2 separate regions of the Homo sapiens genome follow, and region 2 is linked to region 1. Evidence: chromatin loops called from intact Hi-C (ENCODE). Cell type or tissue: transverse colon. All regions are shown on one strand. Each heading gives the region's core, and the rest is flanking DNA. Links, peaks and the distances in the headings are about the cores only.

The links. Peaks named below come from ENCODE experiments on the same cell type or tissue, not always from the same donor. Only the 100,000 strongest peaks of a DNase experiment are listed, where the experiment ranks them.
Region 2: it touches region 1 in a loop (14-fold over the local background); 1 of 110 quality-filtered maps calls a loop at or near these places.

Annotation. Positions count from the first base shown.
Region 1 is chr6:2,781,518-2,787,643 of GRCh38, reverse strand. It overlaps WRNIP1 (WRN helicase interacting protein 1), which reads right to left. Exons shown (of 7, transcript NM_020135.3): 5 at 4,083-4,238; 6 at 3,241-3,320; 7 at 692-2,637. The coding sequence ends at 2,362. Among named protein-coding and RNA genes, the nearest start is that of WRNIP1, 19 kb to the right of the region's middle. In transverse colon, for the core only: a CTCF peak has its summit at 4,152 (motif pointing right); a DNase peak (open chromatin) is centred at 4,123; H3K27ac peaks cover 1,332 bases.
Region 2 is chr6:3,199,892-3,206,017 of GRCh38, reverse strand. No RefSeq gene overlaps it. Among named protein-coding and RNA genes, the nearest start is that of LINC02525, 7.2 kb to the right of the region's middle. In transverse colon, for the core only: no CTCF peak of the experiment used is centred there; no DNase peak of the experiment used is centred there.

The DNA.
Region 1 (6,126 bases), core at 1,076-6,075:
TCTGAAGCTCCATGATCCTCGGCCTCGACTTCTACCACTCTTTCCTCCCCTCCGGCTAGACTGGTCTCCTTACTGGATGCTGAACCCACCCAGCCTTCCATCCTCCCTCGGCGCCTTTGCACTTGCTTTTCCCTCTGCCTGGGATGATCCTTTCCCGGGTGTCTGAAAGGCACATTCACTTCCTTGAAGTCTTGACTCAAACACTTTCTTGGTGAGATCCACCTTGGCTACTCTACTAAAACTGCACCCATACCTCCCCTTTCCATATTCAATCTTTCATTCATTTTCTCCTTAGCATAGCACTTATCACTATTTGGCATATTAACATATTATTTTTCATACCATAGGCTTTAAGAACACAGAATTTTTGGTCTCTTCTGCTCACTGATGTGTTTTAACATCAACAAGAATGCTCAGCATAAAACAGGCACTCAATATTTATTGAGGCCGGGCGCGGTGGCTCACGCCTGTCATCCCAGCACTTTGGGAGGCTGAGGTGGGTGGATCACCCGAGGTCAGGAGTTCGAGACCAGCCTGACCAACATGGTGAAACCCCCGTCTCTACTAAAAATACAAAAATTAGCCTTGTGTGGTGGTGTGCGCCTGTAATCCCAACTACTTGGGAGGCTGAGGCAGGAGAATCGCTTGAACCTGGGAGGTGGAGGTTGCAGTGAGCCGAGATCGCATCATTGCCCTCCAGCCTGGGAAAAAGAGCAAGAGTTGGTCTCATAAATAAATAAATTTATTGAATAAAAAAAGAAACTTCCCTAGAACTGAAAGGAGTTTCCAGATTGAAAGGCCCAACAAGTACCCAGTGCAGACTTTTAAAACACGGGGAGCAAAGACAGAAGAGTCTACAAGTTGATAGAGGTTACAAACAAAAGACCACACACATCAGGATGCCTTCAAACTTGACAACAATGTGGGAAAGTGTAAAACAATGCACAAGTAATTTCTTACCTACAATTTATTACTAGCCAAACCCTCAGACACGTCTGAAGGTACAATAAAAGCATTTTGAGTCTCCTGAGGTCTAAAAATACTTTTCCTCCACACACCCCTGCTCCATAAAGCTACTAGAGGGTACATGCCACCTGTGCCAGAAAGCAGTCAGTCCTGTCATCAGATGGGGTGCAGGGAGAAGCAGAGGAAAGCTCCAGGGTGATGATGAAGGGAGATTCTGGGGATGGCAACTGCACACTGCAGTGCAACCACTCCAGACAGAAGGAGGGAGGCCAGTCGGGCCAAGCCTCTGCAACATACAGTCCCTCCAGCCTGATAAAACTACTAGAGGATGGGTTGCACTGAAATAGCGGAATAAACCAGTAAGGCGGGATGGAGCATCCAGAAAATGGGCATCTCACTCAGAATAAAGGCAGAGGACGTCCCAGGCCAACAGCCGGCAGCCTTCCAGACATGGCAGGAGGACCCCAGGAGGGATCACGCAACAGCAGGAGGAGAACCGACTACCTGAAGGGGCCATCCTTGTGGGCATATGCACGACATGCAACTAAGGAGAGGGAGAGGAAGTAGCAGTAGGGACAAATAACTCTTAACTGAGCAGAAGGAGTGGCGTATTTTGTGTTCAGGACACACATAAAGTAAAAGAAAAACGACTGTTTAGAAATATGGAGCTGCAAGAAGAAACCAGGACAAGTGGGAAAAAATGGGCATGGGACTACTGGAGTCTTCCACAAGCCATTTAAAGAATTCCTTTATGTATTCCTTTAAAGAGATCAGAGTTAACTTTCAACAAGATAACACTGACTTCTTAACTTAAGCTCCCCACTCTTCCCATCTGGGGTGATTTCTCCTTCCCAGTATCCACCCACCAAATGCAATGGTGACAACGCTGGTACCTAGCATCCAGGCAGGAAAACCATGACAGAATCGAAGAGTACTTTGAAATAGTTTTATTGGCTCGTAAGACCTTTGCATATAAAAAAAATACCCAAAACACTATGCAGTATTAAATCACAATTACATTTTTTTACCAATTAAAACTACCCAGAATATACATTTTTTAAAGAAAAGAAAATCCTACAGAACTGAATTCTGAAATGACATTATGACTTAAATACTATGACAAAATAGATAATTCCTTATAACATTAATTCATTGCACAAAGCTGCCAGGTATTTTCATAAGCATAACCGCTGCACCGAGTGCAAATGAACACAATTTCAAAGTTACACATTTATTCGAAAGAACTGCGCCTCCACCTATGGAACTCTTAAATTTCTGGCACAAAATGTTGGTCTGTTCTAACTTCCACCAGGCAACCAACTTTGCAATCCACTAACTTTCTTTCTGGCCCTCCCTTAAAAAAGCAACATCCTTCTGCTGTCGTGCCCTGAGGAGTCAGCACCTCCTCTGCTTGAAGAAATCTACCCCCCTCAACTCTTCAGGCAGGTACTCCTGATCCACAGGCTCGCTGTACATGGGGTTGTACTTGTAGCCTTTGCCATAGCCCAAATCCTTCATCAGCCTAGTGGGCGCGTTCCTCAGGTGCAGGGGCACGGGGGGCAGTGGCCCCTGGTGGTTCCTCAGGCAGGCTTTGACGTTGTTGTAGGCGCTGTACACCTCAATGGACTTTGGGGCTCTGGCAAAGTAGACCACACACTGGGCCAGAAGCACCTACCAATGACACAGAGGACACATTTTACTAGCAAGATGCCAAGCTTCTGTTCTGCAGAGCCCCTTCTGATACACAGCTCTAGGTAATTCTGAGAAGATCCCCACATGCTTTTATTATCCCCCTTTTGCGCCTACAGTCTGGATAACCACCTACGACAGACAGAAGAAATTCTCATGAGGTGAAACGAGAGGCAAACCAGGTGAGTGGTTTTCATTTTTTTTTTTAACTGAAGGACTTTTTACTACATTAAATTTTTCTTAAGCCCCCAATATATAAAAGAGATGAATATGAAGCTGCTCTGGGGGCGAACTTGCAGAGGCTTTGCTGTTCAGCTCCTTTAACCTTTCTGCTCCCTGGAACATATGGAGCATGTGCTCTGAACCCCGGAATCCCGAGAACAGTTTGAAACATGACCTCGTTGACACAGAAGGTTTCCCTCTCTAGGAGTCTAAGAGTCTACAATTGGAATTCCAAAGCCAAGCAGCATACTCAGTGGGTCCAATACACCAATGGTGAAGGAGGGACATTTATTCAAATCTACAAAGGGACAGAGCACGAGAGAGAAAAGAAGTGATTTGCAAGAAATGAGCTGATTACTTTACCTCACATTCAGGCATGCCTATAAAATGACAGCCTTGGTAGGCAGCAACCGCTTGTGTTAACGCAGACGGGTCTGCCAGACCTGCCACACACAGAGACAAAGGAGAGTTTCAGTCATGACACACACTGTCCTCCTGGCCTATGTGCAGGCGACCACAGACCACCACTGCTTGTACACTTGGTGACCAAAACAATCCCATGTAGCAAAACAGCCTGACTTAGCTCTAGTCTCTGATCCCATGAACTTATGCAAGAAATATTGAGAGTGGTTACTGTGTGGTGTTAAGAACTGTTTCCTTGTGGATAAAAACTCTGCATCTAGAAAAACATGAGTCTCTGTATAACAAACATAAGAAGTGAAGGCTATGGAGACATTCACCAGGATGGAAACACTAAAAACAAAACATCCCCTAAGACCAAAGAAGAGGAGAGCTTTCCTGATCTTTTTCTTCATATAGTGTCTAGAGTCTTCCATTTCTACCTTGGGAGCTGTCCAAAGAAAACCTTGAACACCTGACTTAAAGCAAATTTAAAAGCAGCTCATCTATTGCAATACTCTGAATAGCCACTCATGTTAGTAAAAACATTCCCGAAGAGGAAACAGAAAATGGTGACTTTATGAACATAAACATTCAAAAGCACATACACCAGGAAATAAACGACTGAGCTCAGGCATAAAGTCTTATCTTCTCCTGCCAGTCTCACATAGCCCTGAGACATTCTTCCTGCTACCCCCGCCCACCCCGCCCTGCAAAAAAAAAAAAAAAAAAAGCCACGATGTAACTGTTAGCCATTTCCCCACCCTCATGGACATAGGACTCCGGGACCCTCCCATCACACTCACCTATGTCCTCGCTGGCAAACCTGACAAGCCTCCGTGCCACGTAGAGTGGGTCCTCTCCTCCCTCGAGCATGCGAGCCAGCCAGTAGAGGGAGGCGTTCTGGTCTGAGCCCCGCATGGACTTGTGCAGGGCGGAGATGCAGTTGTAATGCTCCTCACCTGACATCACAAAGAGCACCACTCACACAGAGCTCACAGGAGGGGCGCCCAAGCCATCTTCACCTCCGCCAGCTGACTTCCAGAAAGCCTGAACGAATAAAGGCCCTGAGAAAGCCGAGGAGAGGTTTGGGCAGCTGCCTTAACCGTGCTCTGAGTGGGGTGCACCAGCTGCTGGGGCTTAATCCCAGTCCTATTCAGGGGAAGAGGCTGCTGCAGCAGAAACCTGTGGCTGTCGACATGGAGTGCACGCACACGCACAGAGGCAGGAGGGAGGAAAGGTGGTCCTCCCAGCTGGTGGATTTGCCAGAGACAAGAGTGGAGGGGGACGAGTCTTCTGTTCTGGCTCTATCCCGTGGCCCACCATCTACTGGAGGAAAAGCAACGGTGGGCCTGCTCGGAGCCAGGAGGATGTAGAGCCAAGTGGCAAGGGCAGCTGTTATAGCCCATCTGTTCCTCAGTGTCATTTCCAGCTGCCTTTCTGATATCCGAAGCCTGTGGTCATTTAAACCTCCTTCTGCCAGCCTTGGTGTGGGGACACCTGTGTGGCAGGGTCCCAGAAGGACCGACACGTGGACTAACCAGCTTCCGCCCTGAAGTGGACGGAAGCCCACTCTCTCACCGCCTGGTCTTACTACTCCATTTTTACCCTAGATTCACATGAAATCAGTGAAATGTGCTTTAAAAAAAGGCATATTTAAGGGCAAAAAAATGACAGCTAAACAGTTCTCAGGAACTAAGCAGTGGCACCTGCATACATTTCACTATTCTCTGGCCATCGTCCCTTAGGTAAGTTCAAGGAGGGGGCACCCTCCTCACGAGAAAGCGGAGGATGGTGTTCCCGTGAGTCTCACTCCTCCCAGAGGAGCACCTGGTCTGTGCTCAGCATAAGCCCATGTCCACAATACGACTGGCGCCAGCCACAAACCCTGGCAGCTGAGCTCGCTGGTAAGATGACAGTTGGTCTTCAGGTGGAGAAGAGAGCAAGCGAAGATGCTGGCCTCCCACAGGGGAAAGACCTGCAGGACCCACGGCTCAGCCTGAGTGATTCTGGTTTCTGAGAGCCAGGGCAGATGGATGGGTCAGCCCAGCTACTGGATTTCTGAGAACAAACTGAGTGTCTCCTGTGCAGGGCTCCCCTGGTGAAGTCAGAGTGCTATGGACACTGGCCGAGAGGGTGTCCTGGATGACATCTGCATGGTTCTGGCCCACTCCCTCACCCTGCTGGCCCAGGCACTCAGGCTACGCTCTGCTCCTCTGCAGGGTGGAGGAAGGCGGGGAAGAGGGTAGCAGGTAACAGGCCTGGCTAAACTCACGGGCATGGGGGCTGGAAGAAACTACCCACACCACTTTATGTCAAATTTAAACTCCCCCTACACAGGTTAGTCATCTTTTCCCACTTTGTCAATGCCAGGGGCAATACCACCAGTATAATGGACAAGAGCACAGGCTCTGGGACCAAACAGCCTGGGCTGGACCCCCAAGCTCATGGGCCATGGGCAAGTTCCTGATCCTCACTGTGCCTCAGGTTTCTCATCTGTAAAATGGGAAAAACGAGACCACTTACCTCACAGGGCTGTATTAAATAACACACGCCTGGCACAGAGCAGGCACTGTAAAAAGATTCTTTTGCATCAGTGATAGATACTAGTATTATTCTATGCTACCTTCCATGTTTGCTTTTATTACACACTGCTTTATAACCTGAAATCTGACGACTTCTATAGAACCCCGATGTCAATGCATGGCAGAGAGTTTGCTCTCATTTAGAAATTCCTTCACTCTGATGCAGAAACATCACTGGATCCTACTAGTGGGTAACTATGAACTAGGTGGCATATACAAAAATAATCACAACTCTGGGGGTGGGTCTTTGTCTCACTGGAGTTAT
Region 2 (6,126 bases), core at 529-5,528, 420 kb before region 1:
AAAGCTGCCTAAGGAAAGAATTGAACACAATGTTGTAATCCCCATAGGGCCTAAACACTGGCAGTATGGGAAGACTGGCTGGTGCTTCTCTCCTTCCTCTATATGTCACCAAGCAAGAACCTCTGGACTAGCCTCTAAGTTAGGGGACAGGGCAGGAATGGATTTGTGGACTCCCAAATCTGATTAAAATAAGAGCCAGAGGCGGGTCATGGTGGCTCACGCCTGTAATCCCAGCACTTTGGGAGGCCAAGGCAGGTGGATCACCTGAGGTCAGGAGTTCGAGACCACCCTGGCCAACATGGTGAAACCCCTTCCCTACTAAAAACACAAAAATTAGCTGGGCTTGGTAGCAGGTGCCTGTAATCCCAGCTATTTGGAAGGCTGAGGCAGGAGAATTGCTTGAACCCAGGAGGCAGAGGTTGCAGCAAGCCAAAATCCCACCATTGCACTCTAACTGGGCAACAAGAGCAAGGCTCCATCAAAAAAAAAGGCCGGGCACGGTGGCTCATGCCTGTAATCCCAGCACTTTGGGCTACTAAAAATACAAAATTAGCCAGGCATGGTGGCACATGCCTGTAATCCCAGCTACTCAGGAGGCTGAGGCAGGAGAATCACTTGAACCTGGGAGGCGGAGGTTGTGGTGAGCCAAGATCGCAACACTACACTCCAGCCTGGGGAACAAGAGCAACACTCCATCTCAGAAAAGAAAAAAAAAAAAAAAGAAAGAAAGAAAAGAAATAAGAGCCAGAGTCAAGGTCAAGCCATTGTCAGGCAGACCATGGAGAAGACAGTGCAGCCTGTAGTCCAGACGTTATCCAGAGACTCCAGGGCCTAGGAACTACGACTGCATCTTTGGTAATCTCTGGGTCCCTGGAGGGCTTGCCAGCCTCGACTCCAGCCTTGGAAGTTATGTTAGCACCGCCAGCCACGGTGGCAAGTCTGGAGTTGCTGAGGTGTCAGCTAGGCTCTTCAAATTTGATCTAGACCCTATTTGGAGGGTGGGTGTGCCTGAAGATGTATATTTTACTCCCTTTTCTCCTCACGCTCACTTTAAAATCTACCCACATATTTACCATTTCCAGTGATCTTTGCTATTTTGTGTAGATCTGAGTTTTACTCTGGTTTCATTTTTCTTTAGCCTGAAGAAGTTCCTTTAACATTTATTGTAGTAAGATCTGCTGGCGATAAATTAAGTCATGATTATCTTCAAACGTCTATTTCACCTTCCTTTTTGAAGACCATTGTGACTGGATTGAGACTTTTAGGTGGGCTTGATTTCAGCATTTCTAGATGTTGATTCATTGCCCCCTTGTTTGCCGGGTCTGTGGTAAGAATTCAGCAGACATTCATAGCCTGATTTTACCACTAGTTTTCATCAATATGGCTATGAGTATGTTGCCTTGATGTAGTTTGTTGCTGTTGTTTTCTGTCTATCCTGCTAGGCTTTGTTGAGATTTTTGGACCTATGAATTGATATTTATCATCAAAACTGGAAAAAATTTTAGCCACAGTTTTTTCATACATTTTCTGCCTCTCTCTCTTGGGATTCTAATTATATGTATGGTTGAGATTGTCTCATAGAGAACTGAAAGTATGTTCATTTTTAAAAGTCTCTTTCCTCTTTCTGTCTTTCAATTTGATCATTTATATTTTCATGTCTTTAACTTCACTTTTCTCCAGTGTCCAGTACTCTGTTAGGACCATCTAGCAAAATTTTCATTTCAGATATTGTGTTTTCAGCTCTAGAATTTTTTTTTTTTTTTTTTTTTTTTTTTTAAGATGGAGTCTCACTCACTCTGTTGCCCAGGCTGGAGTACAGTAGCATAATCTCGGCTCACTGCAACCTTCACCTCCTGAGTTCAAGTGATTCTTCTGCCTCAGCCTCCTGAGTAGCTGGGATTACAGGCGTGTGCCACCACGCCTGGCTAATTTTTGTATTTTTAGTAGAGATGGGGTTTCCCCATGTTGGCCAGGCTGGTCTTGAACTCCTGACCTCAAGTGATCCACCAGCCTGGGCCTCCCAAAGTGCTATAATTACAGGTGTGAGCCACTGCGCCCGGTCTCAGCTCTAGAATTTTCATCTTTTTTATTTTTAGTTGAGATATAATTAACATACCATAATATTGATTATTTTTATGTCTACCATTTATCTCCTCATTGTGTTCAAGTTTTACTTTGAATTCTTTAGTATATTTATGTTAGCTGTTTAAAAATTTTTGTCTGATAATTACATTTTTCCCCCATCATTTCTGGTTGTTTTTCTACTGACTTGATTTTTCTCCTGATTATGGGTCAGATTTTCCTACTTTTTGGCATGTCTAGCATCTTTGGATTGAATGGTGGACGTTTTGAATGTTTCATTGTTGAACATCTGAATGTTGTTGTCTTCTTTTAACGAGCATTGAACTTGGTTCTTGCAGGCAGTTAATTTACTGCACGCATAGTTTTATCAGTATGATCCTTCTGTGGCTCATTTTTAAGCTCTGCTAGAGTGGATCTACCGTCATCTCTATGCTAGCACTACTTTACTTACATTCTTGAGGGCTGATCTCTCTGTGGTTTCTAATGAATGTCCTGGGTGTTCATTAAGATAGCCCCACGTAACTGCCAGAGCTCAAATGTCTGCAGCATTGTGCAAGCTACAACTACCCAGGAGCTGCTCTTTCCCTCGTAGTTGTTCTTTGCACAGCTTGTAGAATCTCACCTGGACATCACAACCTAGCATTCAGCCAAAATCTTCAAGGGTACTATGCATATTTATGGAGCTATTTATTTGCATATCTCTAAAAACTCAACCCCCTCAGCCTTCAAACACCTGTTTCTGTCTCCTCAGCTCAACAAGACTGCTGTGCTCCACTTGGATTCCTTTTCTCTGTACATGGCTTAGAAAGTTCCTCAGGCAGAATGGTGGAGTGATTGCAGGCTCACCTCATTGTTTCCCTTCTTCAGAGATTACAGTCATTATGTTTCTATTTTCCGAAGACCAAAACCAGTTGTTTCATGTATTTTGTCCAGTTCTCTAGTCATTTATAGTCGATCTGGTTTCTCCTTCTCCTCCTTTTTTGAGACAGGGTCTTGCTCTGTCACCCAGGCTGGAGTGCAGTGGTGCAATCACAGTTCACTGCAGTCTCAACCTCCCAGGCTCAAGCAATTCTCCCACATCAGACTCCCAAGTAGCTGGAACTATAGGCATGCATTAGCATGCCTAATTTTTGTATTTTTTGTAGAGACAGGGTTTCAGTATGTTGCCCAGGCTGAGCTCAACCAATCCATGCACCTCAGCCTCTCAAAGTACCAGGATTACAGGTGTGAGCCGCACCCAGCCTGTATCAGTTACTCCTATACACCCTTCTTAATAAGGCCTTTTTTGGGGTTATTGTAAAAATAAATAGCACACTGGTTCTGGAAAAGGTTTTCCTTGCTTTTGAAAAATCAGTGGGGCCAGGCGCAGTGGCTCACGCCTGTAATCCAACACTTTGGGAGGCTGAGGTGGGTGGATCACCTAGGTCAGGAGTTTAAGACCAGCCTAACCAACATGGTGAAACCCCATCTCTACTAATACAAAAATTAGCAGGCATGGTGGTGCGTGCCTGTAATCCCAGTTACTCGGGAGGCCCAGGCAGGAGAATCGCTTGAACCCAGGAGGCGGAGGTTGCAGTGAGCCGAGATCACACCATTGCACTCCAGCCTGAGCAACAAGAGCAAAACTCCATCTCGAAAAGAACAAAAAAGACCCAGCACTTTGGGAGGCCGAGGCGGGCGGATCACGAGGTCAGGAGATCGAGACCATCCTGGCTAACACGGTGAAACCCCGTCTCTATTAAAAATACAAAAAATTAGCCGGGCGTGGTGGCGGGCGCCCGTAGTCCCAGCTACTCGGGAGGCTGAGGCAGGAGAATGGCGTGAACCTGGGAGGCGGAGCTTGCAGTGAGCAGAGATCGCGCCACTGCACTCCAGCCTGGGCGACAGACCCAGACTCCGTCTCAAAAAAAAAAAAAAAGAAAGAAAGAAAAATCACTTTTTTGGACAAATAGGACAAAAAGAAATAGTGCCTTTTCTGCCTTTGGAAACTTACGATGCCAGGAACTGTTGCTGCAGTTTTTTCTCTCTGTCATTTCTGTGTGTCCATTTGGTACCATGTGGGGTAGGGGGGGTGCTGCTGTCTAAGAGAGCAAGTCCATATGCTGAGAATGGCAGAGTAAACAGATACAAAACAACTGGGTCCGGGGGAGCATCAGTGAGATGGTGTGGTAACCAGCCCTGAAGCTGCATGAAGTCTACACCAGCGATTCTCAAACTGTTTGGTCTCAGGACCCCTTTACACTCTTAAAATTACTGAGGACCCCAAGAAGCTTTTGTTTATATGGGTTATATCTATCAGTATTTATTATGTTATTAATTGAAACCAAGAGAAATTTTAAATATATATTTATTAATCCATTAAAAATAAACCAATTTAATAATAAATATATTTTTGTGAAAAAATTGTATCTTTCTAAAACAAGAAATAACTTAGCGACAAGTGGCATTGTTTGACATTTTTGCAAATCTCATTAATGTCTGGCTTAATACAACACAGCTGGATTCTCATGTCTGCTCTTGTTTATTTTTATTTTTTCCTTTGTCAAGATGGGGACAAGGCTGGTTTCAAACTCCTGGCTTCAAACGCCCACTTCAGCCTTCCAAAGCACTGGAATCACAGATCTGAGCCACAGGGCCCAGCCTCATGTCTGTTCTTGTATTCGATCTGTTTTGGTATGTTGGTTTGGTTGAAGTATATTAAAAAAAAAAAATCTAATTTCACCCAGATATGTCGTAGCAAAATGAGCAGTATTTTTATGTCTTTCCAGGTCATTGTAGATATTCTTTGTTGATACTACACTAAGAATGTAACAAGTGGTAGCTCCTTAAAGGTCATTTGCAATGTGGAGTCTGAAATTATCTCCAAAAATGATTTATACACTATGGCAGAGATCAGCAATTTTTTTTCTGGAAAGGGCCAGATAGTAAATATTTTCCACTTTGTGGGCCATACAGTCTCTATCACAACTGCTGGACTCTGCTGGTGTGGCACAAAAGCAGCCACAGACAATGCATGAACAAATGAGTGTAGCTGTGTGCCAATAAAACTTTATTCACAACACATTTGGTAATAAAGTTTTTTGTAAATAAACACTGACTTCTGCTCTGTTACATTAAAGTTCATCTGCAACTTGCACATGGAATGGATGATTTTGACCATGTAGTGCCTTGAAAGGGTTTCAGGGACTTCCAGGCATCACTAGACCATGTTTTGACAACTACCACCATAATGTTTTTGTTGTATGAGATCACAAGTCCCTTATTATTAAAGTCACTTTCAGTTGGGTTTTCTGTTACTTACAGCCAAACACATCATAGCTGATAAACTAGGAGTACCTTCACAAGCCAGAAATCTGCATACTGGTTTCTATCTTGGATCCTGGGAAATGGTAAACCCAACCACATTGACACCCACCAATTTGATGTGCCAGCGGTAGAGTAGAAATAGCAAGACACATGTTTAGGCTCAAAGGTACCAGGGCAGCCTCATGGAGCCTCACTGGGTTCCAGGACATTGTGGGAGAGATTTGAAGAGTTTTCCCTATTTTCACTTGGAAGAGCACAGAGGTAGCTGAGAGAAGGCCAGGAGAACCAAAGATACCTCATTATCTAGACAATGGGAGAAAGCAGGGTATGTCAGCATGGAATTTATTATGGAAGACTCTAGGGGAATGTGGGCATCTCATCAGGGGCCAGCACGGATTGATGGCAGTGAAGAAGGAATGCAACCTCCCTCCCCTGCCATTACTCTGGCATCACACACACCTTCCCTAACTTCACGTCAACCTCAGATAGACAGAGAAGTTGACTAAGGGTCTCCTGGATTGATAAAGATTAACCAACATTGACTAAGTTGAAGTTGTTGCTGCCAAACAGAAGAAGCCTCTTGAGTTAGAAATTAAGGTCAATTTTAGGAAAGCTTTAAAATTTTTTATACACCTGTATTTATGTACTAAACATTCATATTGTCCAACAATAGATGTCATCAAATTAAAAAATTTTGCCAACTTGATGAAAAATGATATCTTATCCTTTAATTTATAT